Regions from separate parts of the Mus musculus genome. Here regions 1 and 2 are each linked to region 3. A link is a contact called in ENCODE Hi-C or POLR2A ChIA-PET data. All regions are on one chromosome and are shown on one strand. The core of a region is the stretch at or near the end of the contact, and the rest is flanking DNA. Distances in the headings are between cores, read along the strand shown. Region 1 holds the start of Paf1 (Paf1, RNA polymerase II complex component). Region 2 holds the start of Plekhg2 (pleckstrin homology domain containing, family G (with RhoGef domain) member 2). Region 3 holds the start of Samd4b (sterile alpha motif domain containing 4B).

Region 1 (2,700 bases), core at 25-2,524, 43 kb after region 3:
GCAACCACATCGTTGCTCACAACCATCCATAACAAGATGTGACCCCCTCTTCTGGGGTGTCTGAAAACAGCTACAGTGTACTCACATATAATAAATCTTTAAAAAACAAACGGGCTGGAGAGATGGCTCAGCAGTTAAGGTCCTGAGTTCAAATCCCAGCAACCACATGGTGGCTCACAACCATCTGCAATGAAATCTGATGCCCTCTTCTGGGGTGTCTGAAGACTGCTACAGTGTACTTACATACAAACAAACCCTGCCTCAAGCTGACAAGATACCTCAGCAGGTGAAAGTGCCTGCTGTCCAGCCTAAGGAAATGTCTTTAGACTGCCACTCAGAGCTAAGGTGTGTACAATTTAAACACACACACACACACACACACACACACACACACACAACCCTAGGCCTGTGCTGCTGGGCACATAAGGCTGCAATCCCGGCACCCATGAGACTGGGGCACAAAGACCAGTCTGGGCCACTTTATGAGATTCTCCAAAGCACAAAAAAGGCCCCCTAACCGCCTCCCCTGTTCGTGTTCCACCCCTCCTGGAAAACGGAGCTGGGAGCTTACCTCTCAGGCAAGGTCCGGTGGGAATTGGGCCTGGTTTCGGGGAGAAGAGAGAGAGAGAGAGAGAGAGAGAGAGAGAGAGATGTCAAGAGTTGGCCATGTGAGTGGAAAGGCCGGCCCCCGAATTTCTGAAGGAGTGATGGTGATGATGGTGATAAAGCATGAAGCCAGATGCTCAATCCCCTGAGGAGAGCAATCCAGAAGCTTCACTGAAGGAGACTGAGGTCTGACTCCCTCCCGCAAGGTGCAATTCCGAAATTGAATAGCAGGGGACCAGGAAGCGACCGCAGAGCCCAGGGGGGACCGCCCCTTCATCGGGGGTGAGCGCTGCGCGACCTCGGGGGCCGACCTGAGGGAATCAGTGATGTCGCAAGCAGCCCCCCTCGGCCTAGTCCCCAGCTTGCAGCTCACAAAACAAAATGAAGCGGCAGGTGACAGGAGACCTACCTGTGGCCATCTTCCCTCTGGGCCTGGGTCTGGATGGTGGGCGCCATCGCGACCAGGCGACGGCGGCGCGGTAGGCGTCCTCGCTGGCCGCAGGCGGACGCTGAGTGGCGTACCGACTTTGAGAGACGCCGGATCCAAGGACAGGCTCCCGTAGACGCCGGGCTCCGCGGGGAAAGGGGATGAAGTGGGCCGACGAGAAGGGCTCGGGTGTGACTGAAGTAAGAGCACAGACAGCGTCGGACACAGACTTGCAGCTCCCGCTCCGACTGCTACCAAGACGCAGAAGACTAGACAGGTCGCTCCTGGCCGCAAGGCCTTCAGGGAAATAGAGTTTGGTCAGTCCTTCACAGTGATTGGCGAGCTGTGGGTGAAGGGGCGGAGCCGTGGGGGAACTCCTCTTATGATTGGCGAAAAGATATTCCACTCATGGCCTCGGATTTGGGAGGGCGGAGAAAAATGCATATCCTCTTCTCCCATTGGCTAATCTGTCGGTAAGGCATGGCTAACTAGGAGGTCAGCCAACTGAAAAAGCTGAGGAGCTACCGGAGCAGACGCATTTATGACGCATTTCCGGCGTTCTAGCGGAGGAAAATGGCTGCGCCCCAGCCACAGGCTGCAGCGGTTTCCTCTGCGTCTGGTGTGTCAGGCCCGGGTTCTGCCGGGGGTCCGGGTCCCCAGCAACAGCCACAACCGACCCAGTTGGTGGGTTCTGCCCAGAGCGGGCTCCTGCAGCAGCAGCAGCAGGACTTCGATCCTGTGCAGCGCTACAAGATGCTCATCCCGCAACTGAAGGAGAGTCTCCAGGTGATGGGCCCTGCGCGGGGAGCAAGAGGGGCTGGCTGGCGGGCGGGCGGGCTCCGGGGACGAGCGCCGAGGGGCTGTTTGTTGAAGGAGAGATCGTAGGTCGGGAAGAGAAGACAGACTAGCTGTGTTGTGTTTGTGTCTAACCAAAGTGAAGCTCCGGTCAGCTGTAGTGGTGGCGCGTTCTTAATCCCCGTGCTGGGACAGCAGAGGGGGACGGATCTGAGCTCGAGGCCAGTCTGGTCTATAGAGTTCCAGGCCGACCAGGGTCTACATAGTGAAACCCTGTGGAGAGAAAGGAGATGAGGATGAATGACAATTTTTGTTTGTTTGTTTTTTTTTGTTTTTCGAGACAGGGTTTCTTTGTATAGCCCTGGCTGTCCTGGAACTCACTCTGTAGACCAGGCTGGCCTCGAACTCAGAAATCCGCCTGCCTGTGCCTCCCAAGTGCTGAGATTAAAGGCGTGCGCTACCATGCCCAGCATGAATGACAATTTTAACTGTGTATGGTAGTGCAAGCCTTTAATTCCTGCCTTCTGGAGGCAAAGGAAGGTAAATCTTTTGAGTTCCAAGACAGCCTTGGCTACACAGAGAAACCCTGTCCCAAAAAACTAGATGGAAGTGGGGGAGGCAGGAGGAGAAGAGTAAAAAGAGAAACCGTTCTGGTTAAGTTCCGTGCAGAAGTACGGCCTAAGTGTCATTTCAGTCCATGATGACTAGATAAAGGGTATGTCCAGGAAGCTATTAGTGGTAATTCCAAACGAGAGCAGGTTACTGAAAAATTACAGGGAGATTGGGGGCTAGAGAGTTGCCTCAGCAGTTAAGAGCACTAACTGCTTTTCCTAGTGGTCCTGAGTTCAAATCTCAGCAACCACATGGTGGCT
Region 2 (2,700 bases), core at 42-2,541, 64 kb after region 3:
AGTTCCAGGGGATCTGCCGCCCTCCTCCAGTCTCTTTGGACACCAAGCATGAACATGGTACACAGACACACTTGCAGGCCAAACACCCATACACATAAAATAAAAACAGTCCATCCATGACAGCTATGATAATCTGCATCCCACCCTACTTATCCATACTTATCAGTAGCTAATCTAACGATACAGTTACACTCCCAGATGGTGAGGGAGCCAGGAGTTTAGGCCAGTCTGGGTAACATAGGGAAAGTCAAATTTTAAAAAAAAGTACTTAATTCGTAGACTTTCAGTACTCAGTCTCCTTAGTAAAAAGTCAAGTCCTCAGAGACAGAGGATACAGTTCCTAGTGAGTGGTCAGTAAAAAAAAAAAAAAAAAAAAAAAAAATCTGTTCAGAAACCTGTAGAAGACAAATATCCATAAAGAGTGTGTTGTAAGCATCCATCCATCCCTGGGATCTGAGATTTGGATTTTATCTGACGCCCAGGCCATCTAATAAGAGACGTTATTGCCCTCTGGCGACCAGAATAGAAACTGCAACTTTGGGACTGTTCCACAGACCATTGCAAAAAATTCACAAAGAAATGTTCATTCTTCAAAAATTCTGTAGTTTCCGGGTACAGTGACGCACGTCTTTAATACCAGTACTAGGGAGGCAGAGGCAGAGGCAGAGGCAGTGGCAGGCGCTCTCTGTGAGTTCGAGGCCAGCCCGGTCTACATAATGACTTCCAGACCAGCCAGAGAGTTACATGGTGAGACCCTGTCTCAAACAAGCCAAAACATTTGATTGAAATTATAAAATGTGAAGACTTCTAAACTGATGAGAGAACACCAGAAAAGAGGTAGATGAGTTAAAAAAAGAAGTGCTCCAGGTGAGGATCGAACTCACAACCTCGGCATCGCTTACGCCTAGCACTGACATATAAGTACCGCGCGCTAACCGATTGCGCCACTGGAGCTCCGGCCGCACCCTCGCGCCACAAAGTCCTTCAGTCAGTTGTAGTCGCAGGACTTTGTTGAACGGCTCGGCCCAACATTGCATATGCAAATATAAAGCCCGCCGATCGACCAATAAGAACAAGAGTGTGAGACTATTCCAGATTCTCACGCCTCCTGGGCCCTTGCTGTAAAAGGTAAAAAGTCCTCCCGGCTCTAGGCTCTTGGAATGTGGGCGGTGACTCGCCGTTGGAACCGCTTGCTTGCAATTATTCAGAGTAGGGGGCGGGGATTTTAAAAGCCTTTACGGGAGGGCGTGCCGGAAGGCGGCCCCTCCCCCCAGCAGGCGGGAACAGGATGTGAGCCGCGGCGGCGGCAAAGGGGAGGAGAAGCCTTGGGCGGCCGCCCCCCGCCCCACATCTGGGACCCGACTCTCCCCGCCCCAGATGCGGCGTTGCCGCTGCCCCCAGAGCCCCAGGACACTCATCCCGGAGCCCGAGGCGTTCATAGTCTTGGGCCCAGGCGTCCGGGAACTCTGTCCCGCGTTTTAAGAGACCCGCAAGTCCCGGCTCCCGCAGAGGGGCCGGGACCTCTGATGTCCAGCGCCCCCTCCTGGAGGAGCCCGGGGCTCGGGAAGTCAGCCCCGAGGCTGGAGGCCCGTCCCGTACCCGGCTTCGAAGACCGTAGGATCTGTGGCCGTGCATCCTTCCCACGGGGTCCCAACTCTGAGTCCAAGACCCCCTCCTGGAGCCACTTGGGGACAGGACCTCGCGCCTCGACTTAGGGCTGCAGCATCCATCACCTCCAGGAGACCGAGGAGTTAGCCAGTCCTTGCGGTCCCTCCCGGAGGTGACTTCACTCCTGCCCCTCGGGTTCTGGAAACTCTGGAATCCCGGTGCTCCCGACAACACACAGCCCTACCTAGAAGACTGAGGAGTTTGGGTCCCCAGCGCCCTGGTCTGAGACTCGAGTAGAGGGTTGCAGCATCTTCTATTTAGAACACCGAGACTTCGGACTCCGGATCCCAACTCTCCCCGGATTCTGGAGTCCGAGAACCCCAAGTTCACGACCTTAAGTCTGGGTTGTGAGCCTCCCCAGGGATCGCGCGTTACGGTCCAGACGCGCGGGACTCCCGACCCCAAGGCCCGTGGCTCCCCGGGAGGTGAGGGGAGCGAGGGGCCCGGGGCTGGGGGAGGGGGCGGCGCCGAAGCGGAACAATGAGGGGGCGTGCCGGCGGGGGGTAGCGGAGGCGCCGGCTGGAGTTGGGGGCTGCAACTGCACAGGGGAGAATCCAACGGTGGGGACCGCGGTTGGGGCGCCGAGGGACCGACTGGAGCTGGGTGGAGGACTCGGGGCCAGCGCCCCAGTACGCCGTCTTGGGCGGGGTAAGGAACAGTCTGTAGGACCCTGGCATCCGGTCCCCCAGCCTCCGCCCTCCCCTGGGACCCCGCGGCCTCTCCCGCCCACGGTTTTTCCCAGCCCTGCCCCTCGCCCTCAGCTTCAGCCTGAGCCTGAGAGTTCCCAGGATCCCTGAGCCTTGGGAGGGGGGCCCCCAGACAGATGGGACTTGCAGACTCAGGCACTTTTGCTGTCTTCGTTCTTTGTCTCAACCTTTTTCCATCTTTGGCTTGTATTCTCAGCCCCTTCTTCCTGTCACTTTGTATCTTCTTGGGGCCCCTCCTTGAGTTTAGATCAGCTTCCAGCACCCTATCTGTGAGTAGGAGCGGCCGAGAGACCGGTGAAGTCTAGTTCCCAAGAAGTGGGTCTCT
Region 3 (2,700 bases), core at 35-2,534:
TCCTCTGGGACCCAATCTCCCAGAGGGCTTTGTCCTGGACTTTTCTCTTCCGCCCTGTGGCCAGCCAGTGGCAAAAGGCTAGTTCAATGGGCCACCTGAGTGTCCCGCCTACTTCGCACCTCCTCCCTCCCCAAGGTCCCTTCCAGATGCAACCCCGCCCCAACTCCCCAGGTAGCTCCCTGGGTTCTCTCTTCTGTGTCTCATTCCTTCTCACCCCACTTCCCTATGTAAGCTAGAGGCGTCCCTTCCAAACTCCCAAGTCCCCAAGACCTTACTGGCCCCGTCACTCTAGTCGCTGTGCCTTTAGCACAAGTGCATACTCCCTCCAGTGGCCAAACATCTAGCCGCAGCTCATTTCCTACCACTCCCTGTCGTAAATTCGACACTCCACCCTGACTGTATTTCTTGGAGTTCTCGGAACAAGCCACGTTGCTGTCACCCTTCTGGAGAGCCGGCCCCTTTCCAGTCAGTTCACCCCAGCGCAGGACAGTTTGTGGATGGACTAAGATCACGACAAGAGTGATGGAAGCAATCTCCATTTATTGACAGCCTCTTATGTGTGGGGTCTTATCTCTTTCCACCCTTAAAGGGTCGACCTCGCTCATCTTGAGGTGTCACTTGAGGCGCGGCCGATCGATACCAGGAGCCAGGAGGCAGCATTGTCATCCCAAAGGGCGATGGTACTACCGGACACAAACCCTGGGCGGGGTGTGACCGAGGGGCGGAGAGGAGGGGGTCCTTGAACGCCAGAATGAGGAATTGTGACTGGGTTCGCCGCTACTGAGTTAGACCGGCGCGAGACTGCCCCCTGCGGGTCCGTAGGTCCAATCGCGGGCTTCGCCAGACCGTTGCCCGGGGCAACGCGGCGCGCGCCCCTCCTCTTCCCGGCCCTCTGCTCTCCGCCCGGGGCCTGTCCGTCTGTCCGTCACCTTCTCGTCAGACCAATCGTAGTGAGGAGGGGGCGGGCCTCTCAGGCCTCCTTCCAGCCCTGTCGCTCCCCTCCAGGCCAAGACCCCGCCTTTCTTGCCGCACACCTCCCACCCTTCGGTCTGCCCTCGCCGCCAGTTGGCTGGGCTCACCGTCTGTCAATAGGGTGTGAGCTAATGCTGGCGCACAGTGGCCCTCCGGGGCGGGGCCAGGGGCGGTGACGCACGGCGCGGTGACGCAGCGCGACGGCGGCGGCGGCGGCGGCGGCGGTGGTCGGTGCGGGAGGAGGGAGGGGAGCTCTCGGGCCAGAGAGGGGGCGACGGCGGCGGCGGCGGCGGCGGCAGCGGCGCGGGTGGCGGCGGCTGCCCGAGGAGGTGCGGGTGGCGGCGGCGGCGGCGGAGGCCGAGGCGGTGAGTCTCGGGCAAGGCCGGGCCGGCGGGCGCGGGGCGGCGGCGGTCGAGGCGCGCGGCGCTCCCCTCAGGGCGACCCAGGCCGCGCGGCCGGCCCCGCCCCCTCAGGGACCCCGCGCCGCGGGCTGCGGCGGGCGGCTGACTCGGGCCTCGGGAGGCCGGAGGATCCTGGAGGACCCCTTAGGGTTCCGCACTCAGCCCGTTTCTCCCTACCCGGGCCCCTTCCTCAGTTTCCCTCCCAAACCGTCACGCCCTGGGGCTAGCCGAGGGGCCGGGCCCGGGGACTTCTGTCCTGACTCGGCACACATCTGCCTGGTCCTCCCGCACGACTCCAGCGGCCTCCCCGGAGACCACCCTCAGCTTTCAACTGCCTCCTCTGGGGACGCTCCCTGTGGATCCCCGCCCTTTGGTCCTTGGTTCTCTCCTCACATCTTCCTCCTGAATCGCAACACATTCCTTGGTGGCTACTCGTCATCTGTCTTCACAGCACAGATATTCCAGGCATCTCCCCCAGGAAGAACCTTAAAGCCCCTAAACCGCCCCCAGATACTCTCTGCATCTAACCCCCCCCCCATCTGCATCACATATTCAAGTCATCTCTCCTTCAGACTTCTTCAAATACCCCCAAGAATTTACCCTTCTACCTCTCCCCATTCCAAAAGTCTTAGAGATTTTCACTCTTATCCCCAAATTCTTCAGGATGTCCCTGGTGAACACTACATCATCCTTAAAGAGCTTGCATATCCCAGAACAGTCGTCCTCAGATACTCAGGAAGTGCTCTTAGATGCCAAAACTCACCTAGAGGACCCTCTCCTCTCCTCTCTTTGCTTCCACCTCCTATATACGCCCTGTCCTCTTCTCATATTTCTTAGACCCTTCTATAGATTTCCAAACTCATGTTACACAAATATTCCCCAGCTTGGAATGCTCTAGAGGTAATCTCATGTACCCCAGCCCTTTTCTCCTCAGCCTCTACACCTTCTAATCTTGAAAATCTCCAGAGTTCCTCTCATATTCCCAAAACCTCTTCCAAAGCCTGTCTTCTGTATCCCAAATCCTTTCCAGTAACACACACCACATGTTTTAAGAATAGTGTACGGACTCCAAAAAAGTTTCCTCATAGCCTCTATTCTTCTCAAACTTTTCTTGGATAACCTGAAAATTTGAAACTCCCTTTCTAGCCTTTGGTAAACTTTCTGACACTCTTCCTTACAATACTGAAACACCCCTCTAAGCTACAGCTTTCAGGACCCCCATGCATCACAGAACTTAGTAACCCTGAGATGGCCTTTAGTTCTTTCTTTTTCTCAGACTTTCTTATTAAAAGACTTTTCTAGCTATCTCTTCCTCAGAATCTCCCCC

The links. Hi-C counts contacts between places; a loop is a spot of excess contacts on that map. ChIA-PET counts read pairs that join two places held with the same protein, here RNA polymerase II (POLR2A).
Region 1: a map of heart shows a loop between it and region 3 (5-fold over the local background). The contact joins the promoter of Paf1 here to the promoter of Samd4b in region 3. A Hi-C loop is called at or near these places in 5 of 37 maps with a recorded cell type or tissue (heart and left cerebral cortex). POLR2A ChIA-PET finds 5 or more read pairs at or near these places in 4 of 5 experiments (Patski and embryonic stem cell).
Region 2: a map of v-Abl transformed pro-B cells shows a loop between it and region 3 (2.0-fold over the local background). The contact joins the promoter of Plekhg2 here to the promoter of Samd4b in region 3. A Hi-C loop is called at or near these places in 1 of 37 maps with a recorded cell type or tissue (v-Abl transformed pro-B cells). POLR2A ChIA-PET finds 5 or more read pairs at or near these places in 3 of 5 experiments (Patski and embryonic stem cell).

The regions. Positions count from the first base shown.
Region 1 is chr7:28,391,570-28,394,269 of GRCm38, reverse strand. Paf1 (Paf1, RNA polymerase II complex component) reads right to left here and starts at 1,274. Exons shown (of 14, transcript NM_019458.3): 1 at 1,016-1,274; 2 at 572-601. The coding sequence starts at 1,062. It overlaps Med29 (mediator complex subunit 29), which reads left to right and starts at 1,580. Exons shown (of 4, transcript NM_026042.3): 1 at 1,580-1,819. The coding sequence starts at 1,607.
Region 2 is chr7:28,371,253-28,373,952 of GRCm38, reverse strand. It overlaps Plekhg2 (pleckstrin homology domain containing, family G (with RhoGef domain) member 2), which reads left to right and starts at 1,291. Exons shown (of 19, transcript NM_138752.2): 1 at 1,291-2,093. n-TIaat16 (a tRNA gene) reads right to left here and starts at 954; the gene lies at 860-954.
Region 3 is chr7:28,434,775-28,437,474 of GRCm38, reverse strand. It overlaps Samd4b (sterile alpha motif domain containing 4B), which reads left to right and starts at 1,284. Exons shown (of 13, transcript NM_175021.3): 1 at 1,284-1,337. It also overlaps a transcript of Gmfg not described here.